2 separate regions of the Homo sapiens genome follow, and region 2 is linked to region 1. A link is a contact called in ENCODE POLR2A ChIA-PET data. All regions are on one chromosome and are shown on one strand. Each heading gives the region's core, a stretch centred on a gene start or an enhancer-like site at or near the end of the contact. The rest is flanking DNA. Distances are from core to core; before and after follow the strand shown. Region 1 overlaps PDGFRA (platelet derived growth factor receptor alpha). Region 2 has its middle 66 kb from the start of LINC02260.

Evidence for each region. ChIA-PET counts read pairs that join two places held with the same protein, here RNA polymerase II (POLR2A).
Region 2: POLR2A ChIA-PET joins it to region 1 with 17 read pairs in activated T-cell. The contact joins two enhancer-like sites. POLR2A ChIA-PET finds 5 or more read pairs at or near these places in 2 of 52 experiments (BJ and activated T-cell).

What each region holds. Positions count from the first base shown.
Region 1 is chr4:54,275,913-54,282,532 of GRCh38, reverse strand. It overlaps PDGFRA (platelet derived growth factor receptor alpha), which reads right to left. Exons shown (of 23, transcript NM_006206.6): 13 at 5,041-5,145; 14 at 4,527-4,637; 15 at 4,018-4,171; 16 at 2,051-2,217. Among named protein-coding and RNA genes, the nearest start is that of PDGFRA, 50 kb to the right of the region's middle. RefSeq lists enhancers at 241-1,440, 3,854-4,377. Within about 2 kb of position 4,617, at least 2 of the 41 ENCODE cell types and tissues checked have a DNase peak (open chromatin) inside an H3K27ac peak, as active enhancers do.
Region 2 is chr4:54,537,577-54,544,322 of GRCh38, reverse strand. No RefSeq gene overlaps it. Among named protein-coding and RNA genes, the nearest start is that of LINC02260, 66 kb to the left of the region's middle. RefSeq lists a cis regulatory region at 1,225-1,836 and an enhancer at 4,482-4,983. Within about 2 kb of position 4,647, at least 3 of the 41 ENCODE cell types and tissues checked have a DNase peak (open chromatin) inside an H3K27ac peak, as active enhancers do.

The DNA of each region.
Region 1 (6,620 bases), core at 3,368-5,867:
GATCATGGGGACAGATTTCTTACGAACAATTTAGCACCATCCTTCTGGTGCTGTCCTCGCAATAGTAAGTGACTTCTTGTAAGATCTGACTGTTTAGAAGTGTGTGGCACCTCTCTCTTTCTCTCTCTCGCTTGCTCTTGCTCTGGCCATGTGATGTGCCTGCACTGCTTTGCCTTCTGCCATGACTTCATGGCTTCATGAGGCCTCTCCAAAAACTGAGCAGATCTACCAGTATCTTGATTCCTGTAAAGCCTGCAGAATCATGAACTAATTAAACCTCTTTCCCTTATAAATTACCCAGTCTCAAGTATTTATTTATAGCAATAAAAGAACAGCCTAAAACACACAGAGACATACACGCACACACAAAACACACACACAGCCACAAGGACCAATCTTACACATAATTATTTTGTTTACCTCCTAAATTTCTTTTTTTCAACCATAATTAGCAAATCATCTCAGCTACCTTTAAAACACACATACACATAAACACACACTAAAATCTTCCATGATGAAATACATGGAGCACACATACAAGCTACATGAAAAAGTAGTTTCTGTGAATTGCTTTATTTTCTTTTTAAAGCCACCTTTGTAGTACTTTGCTTATAATTTGTTAATAAAATCAACCACCAATCACATGTGATAGCATCTTAGAGATCAGTGCCAATGACTTTCCTTTGAGTTTCTTTGTTTGTAACTTGTCCACTTTCCCCAGTTAGTCCCATCTGGAAGGGTCCCAGGGTTTTCGAGGAAGAAGGCAATTTAATCCAGAAGTTCTCAATTCTTTTTGAAAATGTTCAGCAAGTGAAGAGTAGCTCTAGCCATTCACGATTTTTTTCAGATAGTCACGGAAGGCCAGAAAGCAGTGGTCTGCCTGCCAACAGGGCTTGGGCCTGAGCATGACTCAGGTTCCTCTGACATCTCGTGCCAACTCCACCAGCCCAGCCTGGGAAGCAATGTAAACTATTTTTAACAATATGGGAGGGGAGAGGAAGTACTGGTTCCGATAACTCTCACTGGCTAATCTTTTAAAAGCGCTTGGAAGTTCACCCATTTGGCAATGAGAAGTGAATGGAACTTGGAACCGCAGAAATGGAAAATATTGTGTACTGAGCTTTGCAAAACAAACACATTCTTTTTTAAATGGATTGTACCTTTCACTTAAGAACCTGAAAACATTCAGAGCACATCAATAATTTCCAAAACAATGTCCAGGGCAGCTCAACACTTTTTTGCATTGACTAATGGGAAGGCTCAGACCCAAAAAGGCAAGCTCACAGGACAAGCCAATGTCAGACTTCCAGCTTCATGTCTGTGACCAGTTCAGGGCTCTGGAGGAACCACCCTGAGCAGATGTGAAGTGATCCATCTGGTCTGGGCATCAGCTGGACTCCCTGGAGTTTATAAATCAATTTAACCCTGCCACATATTCATGTACTTGAAAAACAGATAGACCCACCTTCAAAATACATTCAACAGAAACACTGGTCCAGAAAATATAACTGCAAATTATCTACTCTAGAGTTCCTATCACAAATTGAATGTTAGGAAAAGTAAAAGCAAGGGTTACTGAACTCATAGACATCAGAGACTTCTAAAACTTAAGGGAAAAAAAGCAAGGTGAGGAACCAACATAAGACAGCCAACTTGTAATTCTGCCAAGTAAGGGCATTAAAAAAAATCAATCACCATATTTTCATTAAAAAAGAAAAAGACAGCAATAAAAAAGGAAGTTCATTATATCAGAATAAATAATTATTTTTTTTAAAAAATGTTTACTGCAGGAACACACCAAGAAAATTCTTTAAAACTATTAAATTTAAAGTTTAAAAAATTTGTTACATTGTCAGCTTTTATTCTTTTCAATTTACAGGCCACAAACCTGGAAACATGTCACAGAACTGGTTGTGCAGACCTGCATTTAGAGACCACGTGGGCTGCCAGGTTCACTTACCATCCCTATACACTTCCCTCTAAATACTTTAAGTATCATATTAAACCACTGGAAAGTCCCAACACCCAGAGTGAGTATAGACACTTTTACCTAACATAGATTTCTTCTTATATGAGGCTGGACGATCATAGAGTGATCTCTGGATGTCGGAATATTTAGAAACCTCTTTCCTTTCTAGCATGGGGACATACTGTGTAGTATCAGCCTGCTTCATGTCCATGTAGTCACCATTGTTTTCAAAAGATAAAATAACATAGCTGTAAAAACAGAAAGAGAAATCTTACCCAGGGTGCCCTTCTGAAGTGGTCATTCCACTTTCAGTAGATGATGATTATGTGCCAGGTACTGAGGTAGGCATGGGAGCTAACTGGGTAAAAGCAAAACCAATCCATACCTTTCACATGAGGTGATCTAGTCAAGGAAATGAGCATTAATCAAATAGTCGCACAAATACATGCATCACAGCAATTCCACTACTGGGTATCTACCAGAGGAAAGGAAGTCATACTAAAAAGATACTTGCACACACATGTTTATAGCAGCACAATTCACATATTGAAAAAATGTGGAACCAACCCCAAATGCCCATCAATCAAGGAGTGGATAAAGAAACTGCAGTGTATCTATACATATGTATGTGTAGGTGTGCATATATATATATATATATGTAACTCAGCTATAAAAAGGAATGAATTAATGGCTTTTGCAGCAACCTGGATGGGATTAGAGACTATTATTCTAAGTGAAGTAACTCAGAAATGGAAACCAAACATCGTACGTTCTCACTCATAAGTGAGAGCTAAGCTATGAGGATGCAAAGGCATAAGAATGACACAATGGACTTGGGGACTCGGGGAAAAATTGAGAGGCAGGTGAGGGATAAAAGACTACAAACTGGGTTCAGTGTATACTGCTCCAGTGATGGGTGCACCAAAATCTCACAAATCACCACTGAAGAATTTACTCATGTAACCAAATACCACTTGTTCCCCAAAAACCTATGGAAATAAAAAAATTTTTTAAATAGGGAAAAAAAGAAATGTAAAAAACAAAATAAATACACAGATCAACTCAAACTCAGCTGTGTTGTGAAGGAAGAAAGGTTTCAATAGCTTGTAAGGAAAATGACTTGATCTGGGGGTCAAGGAAGCACTTTTCAGAAGACGTAGAATGGATCCCACTGACAAAGATGGGAAAGACTAGCGGAATATTTGTCATGGCACCTGGCACATACAAAGGACTCCACAAATGTCAGCTGCCATGATGACTACTGTTCACTTGTTTTCAGAGCCAGTTCCCTGCACATCCTTAGCAGGAGCCCGCACATCCTGAAGAGCCACATCTAAGACAGTGGGGCTGTGCTCCCATGGACCTGTAAGTCCATTACACTTAAAGTTTGAAGAATTCACTACGTTAAGTCTGTCATTATTCTTTCTCAGTTTTTCAACTCACAAGCCTTGGTTGGAACTTGAGCCGTGTGGCCATGTGGCTTGGGCATACAATTCCTTCTACCCAATCAATTTAGCACCCATTTGGTGTCCACCAAGTAATTTATTATGAAGTGAATTCATTGTACTTTCTGATCTTACAGAATTTCTTACCTACAGAGTTCTTTATAGCCACTTGTAGATTTCTGCAGTAGGGATCACTATCATTGACGTCATTTATAGGTCCAGGTTCAGCAAGGACCTCGAGCTTGGAGATCCACAGACAGTTCTTGCAAGGTTCCAGAACTCAAGCATCCCTGGCCAGAGCTGCATTTTATAGGTCTAAGTGGATCACATGTAAATAGCAGAAGAGCTCCCAGAGTCATTCTAACTCACTCTCATTCAAACCTATCAGCAAGGCCTTCCCATGTGACACCCCAGTCCAAAACACCTTTAGACATCATGCATCTCTCTGCATGACCATGGAAAGACTGGACAGGGTGGTTTGACTCTAAGTCTTGCTACCTTGGGCACTGAATCTGCAGACATGATATCTATCAGGACATGGGTCTTTCCATTTGTGATGCCTGTAAGATAATGATAGACAGCAACATCTCTCTTTGCACCCACCTCCGTGTGCTTTCATCAGCAGGGTTCAATCCAAAGATATCCAGCTCTTTCTTTGGCTTCTCTGGGTGGTGGCTCAGGAAGCTATCCCTATTCTTATGCAAATAGTTGACCAAATCTCCATAGAAGCAATACTCTGTGATGATGTAAATGGGGCCTATGGGGACAAAAGCCGTTAGGAGATGGGTATGAAAATGAAGAACAGAAAAGCCATGAATTGTCCTGCAGACCATATGGCACAGAAAAAAATAAGATACCAAAAAAGTTTTTTTTTTTTTTTTTTTTTTTTTTTTTTAATAAAGAGCCATGAATGGCTATGACTGGACTGGCAACAGATTTTGCTCAAAAACCAATGAGCTTCCATCAATTCAAGGGACCAGTCAGCTCCATTCAAGGGACTTCTATTCCCTGCCATGTGTGGGGATGGAGAGTGGAGGATTTAAGCCTGATTGAACAGTTTTCACAACCACATGTGTCCAGTGAAAATCCTCACTCCAGGTCAGTGAGCCCACCTGACTTGGTGCAGGCTCCCAGCAAGTTTACAATGTTCAAATGTGGCCCCAGGTGAGTCATTATCTTCAGTTCAGACATGAGAGCTTGTTTTTCACTGGATCTGGCCGTGGCTGTTGAAAGAATAAATCACATATCAGTCCAGCTGAGCTACCAACTTCCTGTTCTCAGAAAAAAACCAAGAATATGACTAATCCTGTGATTGGATATCATTCTATTTACCAGAAGTCTAAAAGAAGCAGATAGCTACTTGGCCTCAGTGCTAATAACTAATTCCTGGTCTTTCTAGTAAAAAGAAGTCACTGGAAATAACAAGCTCTTAATTTTCCAACATACAGGCAGCAAGAGCAATCTAAATAAACCTAATCTAAATACACATAAAACCTGGAGTCAAAATAATCAGGACCTAGTCCTAAATGTCTTATTTACTAGCTGCATGATTTTGAGAAATTCCCTTAATATCCCCATGCTCAAAAAATCCCCGTGCTCAAAAAATCCCCAGGAAGGAGCACTTACGTTTTAGCATCTTCACTGCAACTTTCATGACAGGTTGGGACCGGCTTAATCCATAGGCTGTTCCTTCAACCACCTTCCCAAACGCTCCAGACCCCAAGACCCGACCTGTGGGCAGGCAGAATCATTAACACCCAAAAACTCCAGACGCCTCCTCAGCTTTCTGCACCGTAGCCAGCTCTCTGCGGGCGGACAGCTGGGCGAGTGTCTTTCCTGTTTGGAGTAATCATAATGACTCCTCCAAGTCATCGTGTCAAAAAAGGAATTGAGCCCACAGGGAAGGAAATTAGCATAATTGCTTTTGTCGAATAACACTTGCAAGGGAAAGAAAACACAGACGGGAGAAAGGAGGGTGCAGCCCTCCCTGGTGTGAGCGCGCTGTCTACCAGCTCCGTGCTGGGCCAGCCCCTGGGATCCTCTTGCCTTCGGGGCTCTCACCCACACCTCCTGGCTCTCTCCCCTTCTGTTTTCCATATGCAAACAGGGGCATCTTTTGTCTTAGTAAATTACTAGCCACTGGAAATACTTCAGTATTCAAAATATCACTGATTCTAAGGAGTGACTAAATAAAAACTTCAGGCTGGGCTCACTGCTCCCTATTTGTTAGGAAAGCCACTCTACCAAGAGCTAAACATGCCCGAGAGCACAGCAATTAGCTTCATGTTGGGAGGAGACATACGTAAAGACACTGAAGCTGTTGTCCCACCCTGAAAGAGCTCACCCTGAGAGAAACATTTCCCGGGGTGTCAGTCTCACCACGGATAGCCAAGCCAGGAAAAGACTTGGCTCATAAAAGACACTAACAGCCAACACTGCCTCTTACTGCACGTCTGTGTTACTGAAAATCGTACCTGGAAAGGTATTGCTTCACCAGCAATGCCTCTTGGTATAATGGGAATTATGCCCTTTTCCCCATATTTTACTACTTTTTAACTCCCTAAGCTCCTCATCCCTTGTTGGGAAATAGGCAGGAAAATAAAGAAAGCTTAGATATAAATATTTGAAATTGGGGGGCAGCTCTTATAACCGCCCCATGGATTCTCCTTGTCCGCTGCCTAGACAGAGCCGATTTACCAAGACAGGGGAATTGCAATAGAAAAAGGGTTTAATTCACACAGAGCCAGCTGTACGGGAGACCTATTCTACTATTACTACTATTACTCGAATCAGTGTCTCTGAAACTGGGGGAATTTCTACTATTCTGCTATTACTCAAATCAGTGTCTCTGAAACTGGGGGAATGGGGTTTTTAAGGATGATTTGGTGGGTAGGGGGTGAAAAGGGGAGTGCTGATTGGTTGGGTCAAAGATGAAATTATAGGGAGCTGATGCTGTCCTCTTGCACTGAGTCAGTTCCTAGGTAGGGGCCCCAAGATCAGATGAGCCAGTTTATTGACCTGGGTGGTGTCAGCTGGTGCATCGAAATACAGGGTCTCCAAAATATCTCAAGCACTGACCTCAGGTTTTACAACAGTGACCCCTAAACCATACTTTCTAATCTTGTAGCTAATTCGTTAGTCCCGCAAAGGCAGTCTAGTTCCCAGGGAAAAAGAGGGTTTGTTTTGGCAAAGGGCTATTATTGTCT
Region 2 (6,746 bases), core at 3,398-5,897, 260 kb before region 1:
CGCCGGGCCCCCATTGACTCATTATGTCACTGCAAACAAGAAAATGTGTTTGAAAGCTCTTTGAAAACTGGAACATGGAATAGAAGGATGGAAGCATTTAATTAGTAATCATCGCTCAGGTGAGATTGATCCTGGCTTGATGCTATACCAGACAAAGGGCCCAGGGAGCTCCTGGTATTCTATCAGGTGTGAAGGGAAGAAATGAAGCCAGTTATTACAGCTCCACTGTAACTAATCAAAATGAGAATACGCAGGGCAGGGAGGTACAGTAGATTGGTGCTGCAGCCAGAGGTCTTATATAAATGCTAACAAGGCAAGAATGGGATTTGGGCTGGCAGAGGCCGCAGAGAGCAGAAGCTGCTGCTCTCATTTCCTCGGACAGCAGCACAGTCTCACTTTAATTTGCAGATGTTTTAAGCTCTAGGTGCAGGCACCTGGAGGGCAGAAGGGAAGCAGCTGTCACCTAATGGATGTAATTGATTAAAACTGAAATTCACATGGACTTCTCCAGTTTCAGATATACCACTCTCTGTTTTGTGCACTCCTGTTTCATTCACTCCTTATTCCTGAAGTTTTTGCTAGGAGAGATTCTATGTCAGAAATGACAAAGGACTTCTCAGCCAAATGTGGTACATTCAGAGGTCAGTGCCTGTAAGAATGGACTTCAGAGCAGAGCAGATCAGGTTTAAGTCCTAGCTGTGTTATCGTGAGCACATATAGCTTCTTTAAGCCTCAGTTTTCTCATCTGTAAAATGGGGCTAATGATAATAGCCAGGGTTTCTATAGGGATTAAAACACATAAATAAAGGTTCAGTTCAGGGCTTGGCATATAGAAGATGCTCAGTACATGCTAGCTATTATTATCATTATCATCGTCATCATCATCATTTCTTGGTTACTTCTTTATGTGGTCATGCTAAACAGTGAACTTCAACCAAGAGTGGCTTAGCAGGGAATGTAGGTTACATAGTTGGCTGCACTGTCATAGGCTTTACTTTCTTCTCTTAGAAAACAAAGCATCCTTTGAAGAAGGAATTGCTTTAGTTTCCCATGGGAAGTAATTTCTACAACCCACAAGTAAATGCAGTCTAATGACTAGAATGTGACAGTAGCTATAAAGAATGAAATGTTCCACAAACAGTACTGCCTCCTAAAATTACTCGATCTCAGCACTGTGTTTAGGTCCTCTCTTCCCCACCCATCTTTTTGCATCTACCTCTCATCCTCCCACCCACCCCACTTCTCCCCTATCCCATCCTTTTGGGATCATAAGACCCACCCACCCATCCCCAAATCCCTGAAGAATGTGGGAGTGTCTTGAGGTTCAGGGTAAAGCTGAAAGGCCTAGAGGCAGCTCTGCTTTTTCAGAATGGCCTGGGGGAGGGGGTGGGGTCTTGATGGCAGCAAGAGGCGGTTTGCCAATAGGCAAACCGGTAGACCATGCCTCATGCATTTTCAGGAAAACATCATTTAATCTCAGAACATCTGCAACAGTCTGCAACATATTTTCTCCAGGGTTTGAGTCTAAGCTGACAAAAGATACCGGACACCCCCACAGATTCTGTGACATATCTTGGTATTATTGAACAAACATCAGTTAGGTTCCTGTCTCAGTGCAGCGTCAGTCTGAATAGGAAATACGCCAGTGCTCTTATCGTTGCTGACAGACTCTGTAACTCACCTGCTGATAGTGTCAGTAACACAGCTTCCAGTTGGGGGAGGCTCTTCTCCCACTTCTTTGAAAGCATTGTTCTCAGGTAGGCAAAATAATTAAGGTGCTTTTTGAGTTTATGCTTACTTTTTCACAGTAAGCAAGAATTCCATGATCAAGGCAATGTACCTTGCAGACACATAATAAATGTCAATGAATTCAACACATTTTGAAACACACCCAGGGCTCATTTTTCCACTGCTTACACTTTCTTTCTGCCCCCTCAATCATCACATCTCCAAGTCTAAAAAAAGTGTCAGATTTAATGCCTTCATTTTATGGATAAAGAGATGAAGGCCACGACATTATAAATTATTTCATTGTAAACATACAGACAAATAGTAGTCAAGCAGAGCCGAAAGCCCTGGATTTAAGATGCATGAATCAGAGCTTTTCCTATCATATCTCACTTAAATGCCATTCATTTCTTTACTTGTTTTGAAAATGAATCTTATCCCTGTATTTGTTCTGTCTTCTAAATTAGAAACCACATACATCACGAGACATCTTTTGTTTGACCCTTGAAGTTTGAAAATATTTTCTGAATTAGTTAACATTTTTCAAAAACGAGGTTTTTCTGAAACATTTGCATTTCTGGCTTCTCTTAAAATGTGGACTATCTGGCAACACTGGGCTTGCATTCTTGCAAGGCAACACTCCGCTGGAGCTGGGAGGCAATTGTCTCCTTCCGATAGGACTTGCACCCTACAGCTTGCTGCAGCGCCTACCACTCCCTGCTGTCTCACATCCAGCCTGCTTTACTCCTTTATCTCCCTTGCTGCTGTAAGCATTTGAACAGGACCAGGACCCTGAGTTGAAAATATGACCAACAATTTCACGGATATTATTGCTCCAATGTAGATAGCATCTGGGGCCTCCCTACTCCTTGGGAGCTGCCTGAAATTCCCCTGAATCCTTAATTCCGTGGCCTGAAAAATATCCAAAGACTTCCCCAGTAGTTGTGTGAATAGTCATGGATTTATATTCTCATGGTTTTCTTTGCCTCTAGCTCCTACGGTTTTGACCCATGACATTTTTAAAGGATCCAGATTCTTCCTTGATCTCCTCCTTTTACCCCAGGCAGTTCGAGATAATGAGTGGATCTGGGGGGTGGGGAGTGTTACGGAGTAAATATTTTAACAGCACTGCTCATAGCAGATATAACTTACAAATTCATCCTCCATGGAGATTTTTCTCCAGCCTTTTGTCCATGCAGGATCCTGCCATTCTTACTCCTTTCCTACTCCAGTGCCCCCACCACCTCTACTTCAAACTTCCCCCTTTAAATAAAGCAGACAAATACAGCCTCCTCTCAAAGGTGCCGTTGCAAACCCATCAAGGTGCTTGAAGAGCAAAGGCCTCTTCCCTGTTAATATTGTCCATGTCTCTTTCTGAAAAGTCAGGATTCTGGACAGCAAATGTTGTACAGTGACACTTCTAAGCATCCCCCACTGGGCACTGGTCTTTAAGGAAGTAAGTTCCCAGGCTCTTATTCCTGGTATGAATCGTATGAATCAGCCAGGTTCCCTAATTTTAGACATGTATAAATTGTGCAGTCTTAGATATCAGAAATCCTAATGGTTTATCTGTTTACATGTCCACCTCCCCCATTGTACCATAAGCCTCTTTATGTCCTATTTATCTTTAGGTTTTCCTTACCTACACAGTGGGGAGGTGTGAAGGGGAGGGTCAGGGAACAGGAAACACAGAGGAAGTATTCAATAAGCAATTGACGAAAAGGAAGGAAGGAGGAAAGGAAGATCAGTCACCTGGTATGGTTGTAGCTGTTGCTCACTGCACAAGGGCACCATCTGAGGGGGCAAACTAGTGCTGAAAGCTAGGCCACGCTCTACTCACCAAGCCAGGAGCCCTATGACTATTTGTGTCCTCCCACTTGGCTGTCCTTTCCCCATTTGCTGCCTGGTCCCAAAACGGACACTTTTGCTAATTTTCACAAGGTGCTATATGGATTGGGGATGGGGTAGGGGCTAAATGGAAAACATTTTGTCTAGGAAATGTGTATTTTTTTTTTTTTTTTTTTGAGACGGAGTCTCGCTCTGTCGCCCAGGCTGGAGTGCAGTGGCGGGATCTCGGCTCACTGCAAGCTCCGCCTCCCGGGTTCACGCCATTCTCCTGCCTCAGCCTCCCAAGTAGCTGGGACTACAGGCGCCCGCCACTACGCCCGGCTAATTTTTTGTATTTTTAGTAGAGACGGGGTTTCACCGTTTTAGCCGGGATGGTCTCGATCTCCTGACCTCGTGATCCGCCCGCCTCGGCCTCCCAAAGTGCTGGGATTACAGGCGTGAGCCACCGCGCCCGGCCGGAAATGTGTATTTTTATTTATTCATTTAGTCACCAGTATTACCTCAATTTGTTTCCACCTTAAGAAATTAGCCATAACTCTGTCAGGGTTTGTGGCAGTGGACTCTGAAGATGCGGGTGGGATCCTTTCCCTCCTCAAGGGAGTAGGAGCTACCTACGGCAAATAAACTCCCCGCATGTGAAGACACTGGAACATTTAGGCCAGAAAAAGAGATGAAATTCCTGATCCCCCTGGGTGCATATCTGAACCCCCATCCTGCAGCTGTGCACCTCAAAAAGCGCAGGAACGCAGCTCCAGCCTTCAGCCTTCAGCGTCCAGCGTTTGGGGAGAAGAGCTCTTAGCTGTCAGCCGCTCAGCCACGCCCCCAAGTCCCCGCGTTCAGCCTGTCACCTTCTATTACCCAGCTCTGGTTGGGGAAGAGCATCTGGCCAGAGTGTCTGCAGGCCCAGGGGGTGAATTTAGGTTGGATTTCAAAGCTGAGCTAAGCAATCTCTCAGCTGAGCTCAGTGCAGCGACCCTGTGCAATGAGCATGCAGCTGAGCCTGGGGACGTGGGCGTGGCGGAGGCGGCGTTTCCATGCCAGGGCTCAGCGCTGCGCCCTTGATGACCGCTCAGTGGCCGCCCTGCCGGCCAGGGACTTGCAGCCAGGAATCCTCTGGATGGCTCAGCGTGGAGCCCTTCCTTTAGCTGGAAGATGCTGCCCGAAGCACCAGGGAAGCAGCTAAGCACAAGCGGCTGATCCACTATTAGCTATTCCGCGAACCGTCATCATCTCCCTGTCTAGAGACGACACAAAGACTCCAGTGGCTTTCTCTTCTTAGCAAGCTGGGGCCCAGCCGAGGTCCCTCCAAGAAGACATAATCACAGAAGAGACTGCTTCAAAGCTATGCTCTCTCTCCTGTGAAGTGGTGAAGAACCCAGGACCAGGACTCTGATGGACTTGTGTTGCAGTGCTGGCTTTACCACATGCTAGCTGGTCACTAAGGATCCCTGGTCTCACTTCTTCCTTCTGTAAATGGGGCATGGCTATAATAGCTATTTTGAGGGCTCTTTAAAAATCAAGTGAGAAAAAGTGTTCAAAGCATTTAGCACAACAAGGTGTTAGTGGTCAGGTGGTGATGATGATATATAATTTTGACTCTTAAGTCAGTGACACATATCTGTATTCTCCTTCTCTAAGGCCTCAGCTAATCAAAGTGTAGTCCCTGGACCTGCAGCATAGGAATCATCCATTATCTGGGAGCTTGTTAGAAATGTAGAATCTTGGCCAGGCGTGGTGGCTTATGCCTGTAATCTCAGCACTATGGGAGGCAGGAGGATCACTTGAGGCCAGGAGTTCGAGACCAGTCTGGCCAACATGGTGAAACCCTGTCTCTATTAAAAATACAAAAATTAGCCAGGGGTGTTGGCCAGTGCCTTTAATCCCAGCTACTGAGGAGGCTGAGGCACAAGAATCACTTGAACCTGGGGGGTGGAGGTTGCAGTGAGCTGAGATCCCGTCACTGCACTCCAGCCTGGGTGACAGAGTGAGAAAATATCTCAAAATAAAAACAAACAAACAAAAAAACTAAACTTTGCTTTGCTGCAGACCTTCTAAATCAGAATATGCATTTTTAAAAGACACACAGATGGTTTGTATTCACATTTAAGTTTCAGAAGCCCTGGCCTAGAACATTCCAAGGACTTCAACCCATTTTAACCAATAATTAGCTGGTGTCTTAGGAGTCAATAGGAGCCAACTCTCCTTTAATAGCTGTAATATTTTCTCCAGGGCTACCCTCCAGTGGCACAGCATCTGTCTAGAGCTTTATCTCCTTCTTCCCATGGATGCCCTTAGAAGAAAGTGCTGAGGAGCAGAGAAATGACCAGATGGGGCAGATGGAAGGAAGGGGAAGAGGAGGAGCTGGAAGCCTGGATGATCACAGGCTGGCTTATCAGCCTCTTGCAACCTCCAGGTCTTCCCTCCTTCCATGCCTGTGAGAATAATGTGAGAAATCAAAAGGGTGAGGCCTAGAGAGTCTGAGGTCCAGACTCACCTGGATTTGTTTCTGCAATGCATGGAGACTCTGCTTTAGGGATCCTATTCCCTGATCCACTCTCACAGGCTCCTCAGGCTTCTGTGAGCCTGGTCCAAGGATAGCGCCATTCATTTGTTCATCAAACAAATACTTGCTGAATGTATGCTATGTGCTAGGTAAGGCCCAGTTTTCTACTCCCCAGGTTGGGCTCTTGCTATGCCATTAGTTAAACTATCACTCTCTGGGTGAAGTTGGGGATGTGATGGTAGTGGGATCCTTGGTGAAGAACAGTCCAGATCCCCGCTTCAAGCTGGGACTCTCATTGCCCCAGTTGCTGTCTGTGTTGGTGGCTGAAGTGCATCCAGCTTAGTCCTCTCTGGGAGGTCCTTGGTCACTGTCACACCCACACCCTGGGGCAGCCCCAGCTAAGTAAGAGCTGCTGGATGGGGATGGGGCAGTTGCCTCAAGGCAGAGCAATTCTGAAGGTCAGAGTGGTCAATCCGATCCACCGAGGCCTCCATTGTGACTATGTGACGGTTCAGTCTCTCTCGGTGTCCAGGCTGGCTTCTGTCACCACTCATGGGTATTGCTCCTAACTGCCCAGCAGACATGTGCCAACAATTCAGAGTCAGATTCTGTTTCCAGGGTATAGACTGAAGATAATGATATATTCTAAGTCCTTTCTGTGACTAAG